Regions from separate parts of the Mus musculus genome. Here region 2 is linked to region 1. A link is a loop called in an ENCODE intact Hi-C map of the cell type or tissue named here. Cell type or tissue: left cerebral cortex. All regions are shown on one strand. Each heading gives the region's core, and the rest is flanking DNA. Links, peaks and the distances in the headings are about the cores only.

What was found. Peaks named below come from ENCODE experiments on the same cell type or tissue, not always from the same donor. Only the 100,000 strongest peaks of a DNase experiment are listed, where the experiment ranks them.
Region 2: a loop joins it to region 1, with 33 times the contacts of the local background. A loop is called at or near these places in 9 of 42 quality-filtered maps.

Annotation. Positions count from the first base shown.
Region 1 is chrX:94,229,855-94,238,194 of GRCm38, reverse strand. It overlaps Klhl15 (kelch-like 15), which reads right to left and starts at 3,265. Exons shown (of 3, transcript NM_001039061.1): 1 at 2,775-3,265. In left cerebral cortex, for the core only: CTCF peaks have their summits at 3,262 and 3,474; DNase peaks (open chromatin) are centred at 2,370, 2,755, 3,291 and 3,549; H3K4me3 peaks cover 3,162 bases; H3K27ac peaks cover 1,340 bases.
Region 2 is chrX:93,143,332-93,151,671 of GRCm38, reverse strand. No RefSeq gene overlaps it. Among named protein-coding and RNA genes, the nearest start is that of Gm24123, 17 kb to the left of the region's middle. In left cerebral cortex, for the core only: no CTCF peak of the experiment used is centred there; no DNase peak of the experiment used is centred there.

The DNA of each region.
Region 1 (8,340 bases), core at 23-8,022:
TAAAATAACAGAACCCAATGGACTTGGTGGCACACACCTTTATTCTCAGCACTCAGGAGGTAGGAGCAGGTCGATTTCTGTGAGTTCAAGGCTAGCCTGGTCTACACACAGGAGTTCCAAGACAGCCAACACTACACAGAGAAACCCTGTCTCAAAAAAAAGCAAACAAACAAAGCTTAAATAGAAGTTACAAAACCCTCTAAAGAATCTAAAAAGAATCTTTATCTCCACTCTCGGCCTTATTTTTTCCCTATATTTTATGCTGAAGTAATTTGTTTTGAGACAGGGTCTCATATTCCAGGCTGAGGAAGATTCTGAACTGACCCTACTGTCTCCACCACCTAGTGCTAGAACCATAGAAATGGGCCACCAAACTAACTTTCTGTACCAGGTATAGTTACATGTGCCTATGGGAGGCTGAGGCACAAGGATAACCCCAAGTTTAAGGCAAACCTGGGTTATAGCGAACGACTGGGGGAGAAAACAAAACCTTGTTAAAACTACTAACACTAACCTGAATCTCCAGCACCTAGAACAGTATGTGGCACATAGGAAATGCTTAGTAAATGCCTCATGTACAGACAAATTTACTTCACAAACTTCCATGTTCTATAACCACTTCAATTTAAAGATGAAAAAATCCAAACTATGAGATTAAGTTACTGGCCTAAGGTTATGATATCAAATTATGGAGCTAGGGTCTTCTGAGATCTACCCCTTCCTAATAAACCACTATTTCAACAAGCCCTCACTAATGGCCAGCTTTTGTTCTTTAATTTTAAAAAAGCCCAAATGGCCTATAGCACTCTACTTCTGAGGAAATGTCTGACAGCGAATTAATCTACAGCACATCCCCCACCCAGGTCAAGAGTCATTGTCCTCATGTAACATTCAGTCCCCAAACCTGACCATAGGCCACCAACATCACAGGGACAGAGCTAAAATCAGGGGGAAACTGTTAAAGGAACTAAAATATAACATCTTTTCCTTTCTCCCATCTCTCTTGACTTGTCATGATATGTTTCTACTTGTTGGTATATGTTGTCCTAAATAAAGAAAAATAAAAATTTTCAATTCTTAGCACAAATTCTACCATTATTTATATTGTGCGATGCTGGTTTACACACATCATTAAACCAAGTCTAAAGCCTGGCTTCTGAACATCCATGAAGCCAGTCAAGTCAGCCTTGGCTCCATGATAACCCACAGCAAGGCAGAGAGGTCAAACTCAGAAATGCTCAGTAAAGTAGTGATCTGTGAAAATTATCTTCAGAACAAGGGATAAAGCCAAAATATAAAAGCAGTCACTTTAAAGCTGGCTGTTCCTTTTCCAACCTAATCTGTCTTTTTAAAAAATACACAAGCATACTGTGAAAGACCACTGGCATCAGACCAGGGAATTAAAATTTTAACATCTACTCAGAAAAAAAAAGAAGACTAAAAATAATATACTCCAAAATGCTCCTTTCGCTTTTAATTGACTATTATAAGCCAAAACATTCTACAGTTTTGAAACTCTAGAAAGTAAATTCTATTTTCGAGCCACAAATATTTACTATCTTATTTCTTGCCAATTAACAGGTAGTAAAGAGTATTAACATCCTTTACCACTGATGAAATGGGACTCAAAGCACCTACTAAGTGCTGTGATTAAAAACAAGAACTGAATTCCTCAAATATTGCATGAAGTGCTAACAAGTTGAAATTCCCTGTACATTGCTGGATCTACTGAGCATTAGAGAAACATGGATGCATGTGTAAGCTCTTGAAAAACCATTTTCAAATGATTAGAAGTATTCAGTCATCCTGTTCTGTAGATACGAAAAGCAAACACTGAAATTAAAAAACACACACGCTTTTAAAATGACAACAGTAAATCAGATTGACAAAGGAAGTGAACCTCTTAAAAATAAAAAAGACTAAATAAATATAAGGTGTTAAATATTCTGAATAAGAAAGGGGGCTGAGAGGCCTAGAAAGATGAAAAGCCCTACAGTAACATTAAATTTGAATTAAAGGATACCGTTATTTAAATAAGCAGTTGGCATTTTGTAGAGGGAAGGCCAACGAACACTGACTATTAAACAGCTATCCATCACTGCGCTGTTCTGCTAGTCCTTATTTACTTATAATATAGAAATGAAGAGGCAGCAACAGTTAGCCACATTAACCACTCAAGCAAAGGTTACCTAAAGAAAATGACCTTACATTTTCCTACACCACTATACAGCTATAGATTATTTTCACATATATGACCTCATATAGTCCTCACTACCTCTCTGATGTGGCTATTATCGACTACACCGCATAGATAAGAAACTGAGGCTCCGTCCGAGATCTCCTCAGTGCGAGATTTTCTCAGTCGCCCAGTCGGACCCAGACATTCTGATTATGCCGCACGCATTATGCCGCACATTTCGCATAGTTCTATTTAAGGCACAAACAGGATTTTTAAAGGGAAGGAACCGGTTAAGGGGGAAATAATCATGGTACCTGCAGCTCTATGCTGCAAAAAATGGCTGAATTATGCTTCTTCCTTTTTTTCTCCTCTCTCTCTCTCTCTCTCTCTCTCTCTCTCTCTCTCTCCCCCCTCCCACCAGAAAAAAATTTACATTTCAAACAATTTAAGTAAACTCAAAAGACAAATTAGCTCCCAGCATCTACAAAATGTTTGAGTGCGGCCAGTGCGGTGAGGGCCACGGAACCCGTGCCTTCCTCGGGGCCGCGAGCAAAGCCTGGGCTCCGCAGGCCGGCGGCCAGGGGCGGCTACGCACCTCGGGGGTCCTGTCCAGCCTCTAGTGGACGGCAGTCTGCATCAGGAAGAAGTGGGCCAGTGGCCGAACGGTGGGAGGGTCGGGCGCCGGGATGGACCGCGATAGCTCCTCGAACCTCTACAAGGGGCCGCTCCCTGGCCGGGCCGGAGCGCTCCGGCGCCGGGCGAGCTCGCAAGCCCGAGGCCCCCCGAGAAACAGTCCTGGGAAAGAAGACAGCGGTTGAGTGGCGAGTCCAAACAGTTGGGCTAGGCGTGACGCGCGCGGCGTCGGGGCCGGGGCCCAGCCTCGCCAATACCGGGGGATGTCGCGGCACTGCACGGGGCTCGGCTGGAGAGGCGACTCAGGACCACCAACTGGGGGACAGCTGAGGGGGCCGAGGGCAACAGAAACGCCAGCGGGAACCACATACACGACGGCGTCTCCGGGTTTCTGCCCCCAAAGCGCGCGGAGCCTCGGGATCACCCACGCCGGGGGTGGAGGAAAGCGGGAAAGGGGCGGGAAAGGGGCGGGGCGTGAGAGGGCCACGAGCCAGGGGCCGCTCCGGGCCTCGCGCCCCCTGCGGGCCGAGGGAGCCGCCCGGGGCCCGCCCAGGGGGGCGGGGCCCACGGGCTAGGGGCCCGGGCCAGGGTCTCGAGGACGCAGAGCCGAGCCTGTCCCCGAGAGAGGGCGGGGACTGGAAGCCGTGGGTTAGGGAGCAGGCCTGGGAGGCCCCCTTAGCCCCTGAAGGCGCCCCGTGGGGGCCGGCGCGCCGCCTGGCGGGTGTTTACCTTCCCCCTGGTTGAACGCCAATGCCGCCATCTTTCAGCCCAGGCGCGTCACTTCCGGCGCCACGGAACGGGAGCCGGTGTGGGAACCGGGTAGAGGGAGGGTTGTCCCACGCCAGCTGCGCGCCTTGCCCCAGAGGCGGGCCTGCTACTGTAGTGGGGTTGGGGGGTGACGCGGCGGGGCCGGGGCCAGAGAGAAAGGAGGTAGAGGGGCTCTGCAGGAGGGATCCGCTGAGGTTGACCCTCAGAGCCCTGCCGTCGAGGCTGGAGAGACTCGGCCGTGCACTTCCACCCCTGCAGCAGGGTCACTCCGCCTGGCCCGGAGGTGGGCCCCGTGGCGCTGCAGCGAACACACAGTGCGCAAGTTGAGGGCTAGGAAACCTGGAAAATTCCATTTTTGCATCTTGCACACCGTCGGATGAGGGGAGTTTTGCCAATGGTACCTGTTATAAAAGTGACTAGGTGGACGCCAAATGGCAATCATTTTTTATAAGGCAATTTGCAATGAATCATTGCGTCACGGTTCCACTTAGCTTATCGCATGCAAATTACATGTTTCACATGCAAATTTCCCAGAGATGGAAAGAGTCATCGAAAATGGCATTATCTTCACCAAAGGTAGAAAAGTACGAGCTAAAAAAGCGGGTTTGTTTTGCATCAAAATAGGCAAGAAGGAATATACAGAAGGCACCAATTTCAGTTGTTCCTTGAGGAGGGGTCTGTTTGTTTTACAAATCTGCTCTAGAATTCTAGGTCATGGCTTTTAAATACTACCCTTACTTGATTTAAGAAAATGGAAATACACTGTAAGACTTTTGTAAATTTATTATATATCTCTGTAAGAGAGCTGTAGATGACAAATACACAGTTGAAGCCACTGGTTCTACGACCAGTTAAAAATTAAGACAACCGTTAACCATTTCTGATCTTAACAGATCTCTTTGCTTCCCCTGTCTCTAGCTCCACCACCGAAGCCCATCCCCCACCCCCACATCGCCACTTCTCTCTAAATGAATATCCTGATGAACTTTTCAAGAGACTGTGACTAAAAGTGATCAGTATCTCTTTCTAACAAACTTGATTAACATGCCACATTTCCCAAGAGGCCAAAGTAGCACATCGTGTACTGTTTTGCTGAAGTACACTACTTCATTGTAAAAATAATTATTATTTTGAAAATAGGAAATAATCTCTTTTCTGACTTAAACACTGAAAGTTCAAAACTTGTCTCACCTATTCTGTTTTTTCCAGTAGCCCCTTTAATGCCTTTATTTGTGTTGGTTATTTTTAAATCCTAGCTGGTTGGGTGGGTGAGCTGGCTCAGCAGGTAAGGGTGCTTGCCACAAGAGTTCTAGCCTCAGGATCCACAGAGTGGAAGAGAGAACTCTCTTCACTCACAAGTTGTTCTCTGACCTTGACATGTGTCATGCCTGCACACATACACACTTAAACAAAAGATAGTAAACAAAAGATAGTAACAAGATCTTAAATTCTAGTTTGCTATCTTTGTATATTACTGCTTGATTACCCCAGAATGTATTACCTTAAAACAACACATTTAAAACTTAAACTATAAAATTAACTTTCAATTGCACACATTCAATGTCTGAATTTTATGTTTTATATGTCATAAATAGCTAAAAGAGTTGAATTTTTTTACATTAACTAACAGACATGCATTTTAAGCTATACATTACCATAAGTGAGTGATCTGTCTAGAGGTTTCTTTCTGTTTCTGACTTGGAAAACAGACGTGTTTGTCTGGTGTAATAGGTATGTATAACAGTGAGTGGTGTCACAACGTATTCTGATCAGTATACACATTCTCTGGCGTCATGTGATCTCATCTGGCATTTTCTTCTGTTGCTCTGCCCAAAATCTTTTCAAAACGACTTTCCTGTTTCTGAAAGTGAAGGGTTTGTTTGTTTGTTTGTTTGTTTGTGGGTTTTTTGGTTTGGTTTTTTGTTGTTGTTGTTTTTTGTTTTTTGGGGTTTTTTTTTTTTTGCCAATATGTATGAGTGTTTGGCTGCTTGTGTGTATGTGCACCTGCTGTGTGCCTGGTGTCCATCGAAGTTAGAAGGTATCATATCCCCTGGAACTGAAGTTACATGGAGCCACCATGTGGACACTAAGACTAAGCCTCTGCATGAACAGCATATACTCTTAACCACTGAGCATCGCTCCACCTTCCTATACTGTGTCTTTCCACCCATCTATATATGTTTACTATATAGAACCCCCCCAAAGCTATCCTTAACAAATGATGCTGAGCCAGGATAGGTGCTTGCCACACAATCCCCCAGAACCCACATAAAAGTGGAAGATGAGAATCGACTCTACAAGGTTGTCCTCCGACTTCTACGTGTATGCTGAGGCATACCCATCATATACATACACATCATATACATACACATCATATACATACACATCATATACATACACACTGATTTAATTCTAAAAATAAATGTAGATGATGCCACTTTCACTTCTCTCCCTAGGGATGAAAGCTAAGCCCTCGCTGTTTTTTCAAGTACTGTATTATATATAGGATGGTCTAACATTTTAATACCCAGGAAAATAAAACCCCTTTATCTAAATAAACTGACACCTGCTGCAGTAATTCCTGTTTTCACTTGCAGCAGGCATCGCTTAACAACAGTGATATATTCTGAGAAATGAATAAGCAAGTGATTTTACTGTTAGGCAAACCTAGACAGACACCTAATATGGCGCACATGTTTAATCCCAGTGAGGCAGAAGCAGAGACAGGTAGGTCTATATGAGTATAAGGACAGCTTCATCTACATAGTGAGTTCCAGGCCATTGAGGGGCTACCTAGTGAGACCTCATCTAAAGAGAAAAAAACTATATAGTTTTTCTCAGTACCATGGTTTGCTATGACTGGCAGTGCAGTAGGTTTCTTTATACCAGAATCAACCACAAAAGGTGTAATGTGTTGCACTCCAGTGTAAAGATAGCTGTAACATCAGTAGGTAGTGGGGATTTTTCAGCTCCATTATAATCTTTTGAGTACAGTCTGTAGTTGATTGAAACTACATCCTATCTATCAATCGATTGATCAATCTATTTTACATTTCTTTAGTTGGGGAGGGAGGCATAGAGACCAGACAACTTGCAACAGTTAGGTTCTTCTTTCCACTATGTGAGTGCAGGGAATTGAACTTAGGTTGTCAAATTCAGGTTGTCACACTTGGTAGTAAATGCCTTTAATGCTGAGACTTGTCACTGAATCTAACTTTTTTTTTTTAGACAGCCTTTCAATTATCCCAGGATGGTCTTGAACACATTATTCAGCCAAGAATGTCTTTGATCCTCTTTCGCCCACCTCCTCAGTACTGGAATTACAGTGGTGTGTAGTGCAGTGCTTCTCACCCTTCCTAATGCTGCAGCCCTTTAGTGCAGTTCCTCATGTTGTGGTGGCTCCAAACCATACAATTATTTTCTTTGCTACTTCTTAACTGTAATTTTGCTACTGTAATGACTCATAATGTAAATATCTGATTTGCTACCCTCACGACCCTCAGGTTGAGAACCACTGGTGTAGTGCTTGCCTAGCATTCCTCAGATGTCAGGGATTGGACCCAGAACCTCATGCACATAAGACAAGTGTTCGACCAACTGAGTTACATCTTTAGCCCTGAAGCAGCACCCTTAGACAACCCATGACTGCACTTTTCTCATCATACTGGAAAGTAATTGGAGTTCCTTCATCCTGGAAGAGAGCCCAAAAAGCAATTCAAAGCTGTTTCGGCTTCCCAAGTACTAGGATCACAGGTGTGAGTGCCCAGCCTGTTTTGTCTTTCCTTAGCTCTCTAGCCAAGTGTTTAAGAATACAATACACATTCATCAGTCTGTTGATGTCTGGCTGTCTGACAGTACTAAGCCATGCTAGAAACTTGGTCTGGAATTAGAAGGCAGTCTCTACCTTCGTCCTTTGTTTTGTTTTGTTTTATGTTTTAAGAAGTTGAAAGCCCATGGTGGTAGTGTGTACTTGCATTATAAGAAATAACAAGGCTGGGGCAAGAGGATGCAGAATTTGAGCCAGTGAAATCAAAAGAATACCTTGAGCACTTATGATGCCTGACTCATAGGAAATTGGTATGCATATAAACACTGGAGGATTCCTGATTAGTGTTTAAGTATCTTGACTGTGGCCTCTTGACTGTTTTCTATTTCCTCTGGCCTTCTAGTCTGTCATCACTTCTCCTAATTTCCTCCTGCCCACTTCTTAATTCATGAACCTGACCCACTTTTCTAGGAAAAGTAAAAATTGTAAGGGAATCATCACATTGAAACCTCCATCTCTTTAAATAGCCCAAAGCTTCTGGAGATGTCTACACAAGGATTTCCCTCACTGCTCATCCCTTATGTCAAATCTATAGTCTTTGTGAGGATCTTTACGTTGTTTCCCTGTCATGAAGCCCAAATCCCTCCCCAGGATCTAGATGGGGTTATACCAAGTCCTTAAACACAAGAAAGAACCCCGAGTACAAAGATAAAAGTCATACCTAGTGTTTGCTTGAAACCCCTGCTCATTCCTGCACAAACTAAAAACCTTCATTTGCTCTTCTTCCCCACTCTCCAACCCAGCATGCAGGAAAACTCACTAACACATTTTCTCTCCATTCTCTGCATTTCCAGCTACCTGCCCACGAGTGCCCACCCAGGGGCTCAGCTTCTTTACTTTATATAGGCATAATCCCAGCCCCTAGCTCAAAGTATTCACCTCTAAAACCTATAAAGTCCCCTTGCTTTAGCCTGGGCTGGTGACATCCCTGACC
Region 2 (8,340 bases), core at 233-8,232, 1.1 Mb after region 1:
TAGAATGAATTTTTTAAAATATTGGGGAAAAAAGAGCACTTGCTGTTCTTTCAGATCATCAGAACCCACTTTGGGCAACCCAAAACCACCTGTATTTTCAGCTCTAGGGAATCCAATGCCCTCTTCTGGCCTCTGTGGACACATACACAGACATCACACACACACACACACACACACACACACACACACACAAAAGAGAGAATAAAATAATAATTTATTTTTTAATTTATGTGTGTGTGTACCTGCTTGTCTGTGCACCATATACATGCAATGCCATCAGAGGCCAGAAGAGGACGAAAGATTGCCAGGAACGGTAGTTACAGGAGGTTGTGAGCTGCCCAATGTGAGTGTTTGGAACTAGATTCAAGTCTTCTGCAAGAGCAATAAGTGTTCTTAAGCACTAAGCCATCTTTCCAGCCTCAATGAAAATAAATCTTTAACTTAAAAGGCAGAAGCTGGTCTCTAAATTCAAGGCTAACTTGTTAACATAGTGAATCCAGGCTAGCCAGAACTAGTGAGACCCTTTTTCAAAAGAATAAAAATGATTTTGTTTTAGGACCAATAAACAATGCAAGAACCTGCATTCAATCTCATTTGTGTGTGTGTGTGTGTGTGTGTGTGTGTGTGTGTGTGTGTGTGTATGTGTGTGTGTGTGTGTGTATATATATACATTTTTTTTTGTTTGTTTGTTTTTTGAGACAGGGTTTCTCTGTATATCCCTGGCTGTCCTGGAACTCACTTTGTAGACCAGGCTGGCCTTGAACTCAGAAATCTGCCTGCCTCTGCTGGGATTAAAGGTGTGCGCCATCACTGCCCGGCTCATTTGTATTTTTAACCAGTCCCTAAACTCTTACGTTTCAAAGAAATTACTGGAGCCTTTTTCACTACACTGTGCAACATTACATAGCAACTCTTCATTTCTACTTCTCAGCTCAACTCTGCGATTCTGTGTGTGTGTGAGAGTATGTGTGCGTGTGTGTATGCATGTGTGTGTGTGTGTGTGTTTCCACATCTGAAATGCAGTATTTGTAAGTACACGGCTTGTGTCAGATTTCTACAGTACAGGATGACTTTTCATTACTTCAGAAGCTGCATTAAAGCGGTAGTTAGTTCTTCTCAATATCTCTATTTACAAGGGGCATGTTGTGCATGCTGTCTTTCACAGTGGATACATTCCATTCAAATGGAAACATTTATTTTTTAAACTGATATTGGACTGATATTACAGCAGTTTTCTATCTTCTTGCTCATTGTGTACTCCCCTCCTCCTCGCTCTTATCTCAACTAGGTTCTGTGTCTCCTTGATGTTCCCTGTCTTCTCTAGAGGACTCTCCAAGGGTCCATTGTGTCCCATTTGTACGTAGCCCTCTGTTAATCTCCTAAAAATCTCTGGAATTTGGAGGCCTCCGAAGCACATTGTAATTCTCATTGATTCATAAAGAAACACACACAAAAATAAGAATTTATTTTAGAAGTCCATTCCTTTTGATTTGACTTTAAAATTTTTTATTTTTATTTTATTTATTCTCTCTCTCTCTCTCTCTCTCTCTCTCTCTCTCTCTCTCTGTGTGTGTGTGTGTGTGTGTGTGTGTGTGTGTGTGTGTGTACAACTTGCTGGAGTTTCTTTCTACCAAGTGGGCCCCAGGGAATGAATTCTGGTCATCAGGCTTAGTGGTAAGCACTTTTATCTGCTGAGCCATCTCTGTCGGAGATTTGGCGTTTGAGACCGGGTCACATGTAGCTCAGGCTAGCTTGAACTGGCTGTTTAGCTGAGGGTGACCTTGAATTCCGGATCCTTTTGCTTCTAACTCCCTAGGGCTCATAACTTCTAAATATTTCCATTAGTATAAGGAATTGTCTATGTTAATGTTTCAAAGTAAGAATATTTAGTTAACATAGCAATAGTCATTGCATTTTGTTTGTTTGTTTGTTTCTTCTTAGCAGAGTTTCTCTGTGTAGCCTTGGCTGTCCAAGAACTCATTCTGTAGACCAGGCTGGCCTCAAACTCATAGAGATCCAAGTGCCTCTGCTTCCGGAATGCTGGGATTAAAGGCGTGCACCGCCGACACCACCACCACCTGGCACATCTTTTGATAGTTGATGTTAAAAGATACTTATACTGTCTTTTTCAAAAGTTTGTCTTTTATGATCTTATTAGCATGTATATGTTTTGATGACTGTAAGCTTCTTGTGTGTATGCCTGTGGAGCTCAGAAAAGGTCATCAGATCCCCTGGAGCTGGAGTTACCAGCAGTTCTCAGTCATGTGAGCGCTGGAAATTGAACTAGTCCACGAGAAGATCAGTAAATGCTCTTAATCAATGAGCCATCTCTCAGCCCTAGTATCCCTGCCCCGCCCCTTTGAGACTAGATTTCCTGTAGTACAGACAAGCATTAAACTAACACTATCTACATGATGTGGTCTTTCTGCTTTCATCTCCCAAGTGCTGGCATTACAAGTGTGACTCCACCCTACGCTGTGCTCACCCTACCCAACCCCCCCATGTTCTAATACTGCATCCCAGTCTGGTCTTGAACTCAAGATGATCCTCCTGCCTCAGCATCCACTCAGGCTCTGAACTAACACACTTTTTTTCCCCTTTTTTACCCAGCTTGTAGCACACTGTGCTGTCTCATCTTTTCCATTTTATTTATTTATTATTGTGTGTTTATAATATGTGTGCATGTGTATGTGCACATGTGGAAGTCAGAGGGTAAGTTTATGGAGTTCCCTTCTACCTTTATATGGGTTCTGGAGATTGAATTCAAGTTGTCAGCTTTGCCTGGCAAACACCTTTACTTGTTGCGCCATCTCCTTGGCCCCAGCCTCATGTTTTAGACCAGTTCTTTGCATCTTCTTGGGCAGCTCTGTACCCTTGGCAGGTCCTTTGGCCCAGGCCTTGAATTTAGTCTTCACTCCCATCTAACCTGTTCCTCCAGAACTCTTGCAGATCTTGGAAAATGATAACCACATTCTTTCATTTGCATGGGCCCTCCTCAGGGTCATCCTTGGCTTTTCTTTCCTGTATCCTCCCTTCCTGGAAATGCCCTTGGTTCTCCTAATCACTCCTCCCATTTCTATGCTTGTCCATTTATTCTGTTCTGTATGCGGCGGCCTGAGTGCCACATCATTCCACCCCTCTTCTCAATATCTTCCAATGGTTTTCAGTATCTCAAAGGCCTCTGATCTTACAATGGCTTGCAGAGTTTTTAATATAATATGATCTCTCATCTCCACCATGTCAAGGCTATCTTCCTATCTTGGATCATCCCAGTTAAAATTGCAGTACTCTGATCCCTCCCCTAAGTCTTAGCATATTGTAACTGGCCACAGAAGATACATGCTAATAGCATGTGTCATGTAAACTTTAAGAAAAGGACTTTCGTGCTTTATATACTGAAAGGTCCGCAGTGTATAGGAGCAGTAGGCTTGTAGTAGGCCATCATAATTACTTATGGAATAAGTAAATCACTGTAAATTACGAGTTAAAGTTTGATGGCTGAGTAGGTGAAGATGCCTGCCATCTGGCCTTGACAATTTGTGTTTCATTTTTCAGATCTGCATGGTAAAAGGGTAAAATCAATTCTTGCAAATTGTCTTATTTATTATTTATTTATTTATTTATTTATTTATTTATTTATTTATTTATTTTGTTCTTATTTTTTAAGACAGGGTCTCACTCTGTAGCTCTGGCTGTCCTGGGACTCACTATGTAGACCAAAGTGGCCTTGACCTCACAGAGATCCACCTGTCTCTGCCTCCTGAGTACTGAGATTAAAGGCACAAATTCTCTTCTAATCCCCACGCAGTCACCCTAGCTCATGCACCTCCCACCCACCACATAAGGAAGTTAAAATGCAATCTAAAAAATCTCCCAGCCATAATCAGAGAAGCCTCCCTTTCCAGTTGTGCCAGCTATGCCTCCATAAAATGGGGCTGTGGGCAAGCCTGGAGACCATTTTCTTAATTAATGATTGATGTAGCAAGGCCCAGCCCATTTCTAATGGCGCCACCCTTGAGCTGCTGGTCCTGGATGCTATAAGAAAGCAGACTGAGCCGGGCGTGGTGGCGCACGTTTTTAATCCCAGCACTTGGGAGGCAGAGGCAGGCAGATTTCTCAGATCAAGGTCAGCCTGGTCTACAAAGTGAGTTCCAGGACAGCCAGGGCTACACAGAGAAACCCTGTCTCGAAAAACCCAAAAAAAAAAAAAAAAAAAAAAAAAAAAAAAAAAAAAAAAAAGAAAGCAGACTGAGTAAGGAGCAAGCCAGTAAGAAGTTTTCCTCTGTAGCTTCTGCTTCAGCTCCTGCATCCAGGTACCTGCGCTGTTTGAGTTCCTTCCCTGGCTTCCTTCGCTGATGAACTGTGATGTGGAAGTGTCAGCAAAAAACCTCTTTCTTCCCATGGTGTTTTAGCAATAGAACCCTTAACTAAGACAACAATGAATGGTGGTTGGTGAATGCAGAGATACGTGCATTTGCTCGAGGTGCTGAGAATAAGTGATAGCTGAGTGTGTGGCTCTCATCTAGACATTTAGATTAAGGCTCAGGGGCTAGGGAGAATGTAATGCTCGGAAGCTAAGGGAAGGGCCATGTAAGTAATACGGTCTTTTAGGTTCGACACAACCAGGGCAGTCTGGACCTCACTGCAGCTGTGCACAATGGGCCTAGATAAGATTAGACCAACCAACAGTCAATTATGGATTGGGTAGGGGCTCACAGATCCTTACCTCTTCCTGTTAAACTATTGGCCGTGGATGAACTCTGGGAGAGGGGCAGTCATTGTCTTCAGTTGTGTACCCATAGATAAGCCTATCAGGCTCCAGTGAAGAGTTTCAAGCCCACAGAACTATCCATAGCTGGTCCTGACAAAAATATTTCTCATAAAAAAAACCCGACAAAACAAAACATTAACAACAAAGCAATGAATTAACATGAAGACTTGTGGGGAGAGGGATGATAGAGGTTGGGGACATTGCCTAGTCTCTCCAACTTGGGTCAGTTTTTCTTTACTGAGCACTGAGAGTCCCCCATGTAGGCCCTACCCCTGGAGACCTCCAGCTGCCAGGATTTCCGCCCAGACTACTCTGGTGGCCAGGCCTGATCCCCACAGGGAGCACGAGTGGCCGAGTGGCCGGCCCCTGAGGAGCTTCAATGCCCAGGCCCTGCCCCCTAGATTTTGCTAAGGGTTGTAACCTTCCCAAAATTCCCAGACCCTCTAGGCAGGAGAGTGGCCAGGCCCTGCCCTACAGGAGAAAAAAAGCCCAATAGCAGAGACCCTATAATGACTGTCTTCTGCTCAGATCTCTGCTGCTTCCCTGAGCAGAGCCAAGCACCCTTCCTTCTGTGTTTTTTTTGTGTGAGCTTTGCTCTGTAGTATATAGTTCTTTCTGCCTTACAGTTGTAACACAGGGGAGATTAAAATAATTGGAATGCCTCTTATACATATATTAAATCGTCAAAAAAGTCAAGCTGAATAAATGGAGAGAGAGAGAGTGAGAGAGAGAGAGAGAGCACACAGGTTATGTTTATGGCCTTCTGTTCATTTCCCCTCTCCCATTCTTTTGGCCTACATTTCACTCTATTCAGTTATTAGCAGTTGCTGAAGAGCTCCTGCTTCTCCTGCTCTGGATGAAGCCTTGTGGGTGCCTTATTTACTCTCTCTCTCTCTCTCTCTCTCTCTCTCTCTCTCTCTCTCTCTCTCTCCTTTTGGACTGGTCTTACAGATCACCTGCTTTGAGAAGCCTTGCTCAATCCCGCGAATCCTGGGTTCCATGAGGACACTCCAATGTCACTTAAAACTGTTCTTCTGAGGCAACTCTGAATGTTTTTGAATCCTGATGGCTGTCTACAGGGGCTGTGTAGTTATTCTGAAACGTGCTAGATTATTAGCTTCCTAGAGTTTAAAGGATGGAAACGAGAGGGGTGGTTTATGTGACTCAGTGTTAGAGCCTTTACCTAGCAAGGGCCTGGGTTCATTCTCCAGCCACTTCCTATGCCCACTCCCCACCTCCCCTAAGCTAGGTTGTATTTTTTTAAGATTTATTTATTAGTATATCTAAGTACACTGTAGCTGTCTTAGATGCACCAGAAGAGGGCGTCAGATCTTATTACGGATGGTTTTGAGCCACCATGTGGTTGCTGGGATTTGAACTTAGGACCTTTGGAAGAGCAGTCCGTGCTCTTAACCACTGAGCCATCTCTCCAGGCCCGCTAGGGTGTATTTTAAGAGTAGAATTTAAAAGTGAATCATTCGTTTGATAATAGAATATGTCATGCTGAATTCTCTTTGTGATGTAAATTTATTAATTCATTTTCCTTGGATAGCTCCCTATACTTTTGAAATAATGTAATGTACATAGTTTAGGCACCCTGTTTCTTGGGGTGCACAGAAATCCTGCTAAGTCATTCTGGCCATGTAAAGTTAAGTCAAGTTACTGATTTATTTTCCTTGAGTAGCTCCTAGTGTTTTCGAACTAATACAATATACACACTCTTTGAGGGGTGGATTACATTGATCATGATGAGTCATTCTGGCTTTGCAACTATGAGTTACTAATCTGTTTTGTTGGTGGAAAATCTATATTCCTGAAAAACAGCAAGGTTCATACTCTAAGTGATAGGTTTCTCCAATTACAAAATGAACCAACTGAAGCTGAACCAGAAGTCTTAAAGTCAGTTTATTGAGAGGCATCTTTCTGGATGTGTTCACTGATCTCACAGGTGGAGGTCAGGGATGTCACCGGCCCAGGCTAAAGCAAGGGGATTTTATAGGTTTTAGAGGTGAATACTTTGAGCTAGGGGCTGGGATTATGCCTATATAAAGTAAAGAAGCTCTTGACTCTAGCTGCATATGTATCAAAAGATGGCCTAGTTGGCCATCACTGGAAAAAGAGGCCCATTGGACTTGCAAACTTTATATGCCCCAGTACAGGGGAACGCCAGGGCCAAAAAGTGGGAATGGGTGGGTAGGGGAGTGGGGGGGGGAGGGTATGGGGGACTTTTGGGATAGCATTGGAAATGTAATTGAGGAAAATACGTAATAAAAATATTTAAAAAAATTTAAAAAAAGAAATTAAACACACAAATTATTGTGGAAAAAAAAAAAAGTAAAGAAGCTGAGCCCCTGGGTGGGCACTCGTGGGCAGGTAGCTGGAAATGCAGAGAATGGAGAGAAATGTAGAGAAAACTTGTTAGTGAGTTTTCTTCCTGCATGCTGGGGAGTGGGGAAGAAGAGCAAATGAAGGTGTTTAGCTTGTACAGGGATGAGCAAGGGAATTTGAGTATTATATTGAATAGGTAGAGAGAGTGTGCAGCCTTGTCTAGTCCCTGATTTAGTTTGATGTTGGCTACTGGTTTGTTGTATATTGCTTTTATTATGTTTAGGTATGGGCCTTGAATTCCTGATCTTTCCAAGACTTTTATCATGAATGGGTGTTGGACTTTGTCAAATGCTTTCTCTGCATCTAACGAGATGATCATGTGGTTTTTGTCTTTGAGTTTGTTTATATAGTGGATTACGTTGATGGATTTCAGTATGTTGAGCTAACCTTGCATCCCTTGGATGAAGCCTACTTCATGATCATGATGAATGATCATTTTGATGTGTTCTTGGATTCAGTTAGTGAGAATTTTATTGAGTATTTTTGCACTGATATTCATAAGGGAAATTTGTCTGAAGTTCTCTTTCTTTTTTGGGTCTTTTTGTGGTTTAGGTATCAGAGTAATTGTAGCTTCATAGAATGAATTGGGTAGAGTACCTTCTATTTCTATTTTGTGGAATAGTTTGAGGAGAATTGGAATTAGGGCTTCTTTGAAGGTCTGATAGAACTCTGCACTAAACCCATCTGGTTCTGGACTTTCTTTGGTTGGGAGACTGTTAATGACTGCTTGTATTTCTTTAGGGGATATGGGACTGTTTAGGTCATTAATCTGATCCTGATTTAACTTTGGTACCTGGTATCTGTCTAGAAAATTGTCCATTTCATCCAGGTTTTCCAGTTTTGTTGAGTATAGCCCTTTGTAGTAGTAGGATCTGATGATGTTTTGGATTTTCTCAGGTTCTGTTGTTATGTCTCCCCTTTCATTTCTGATTTTATTAATTAGGGTACTGTCCCTGTGCCCTCTAGTTAGTCTGGCTAAGGGTTTATCTATCTTTTTTATTTTCTCGAAGAACCAGCTCCTGGTTTGGTTGATTCTTTGAATAGTTCTTTTTGTTTTTATTTGGTTGATTTCAGCCCTGAGTTTGATTATTTCCCACCATCTACTCCTCTTGAGTGTATTTGATTCTTTTTTTTTTGTTTTTGTTTTTTGTTTTTTTGTTTTTTGTTTTGTTTTGTTTTAG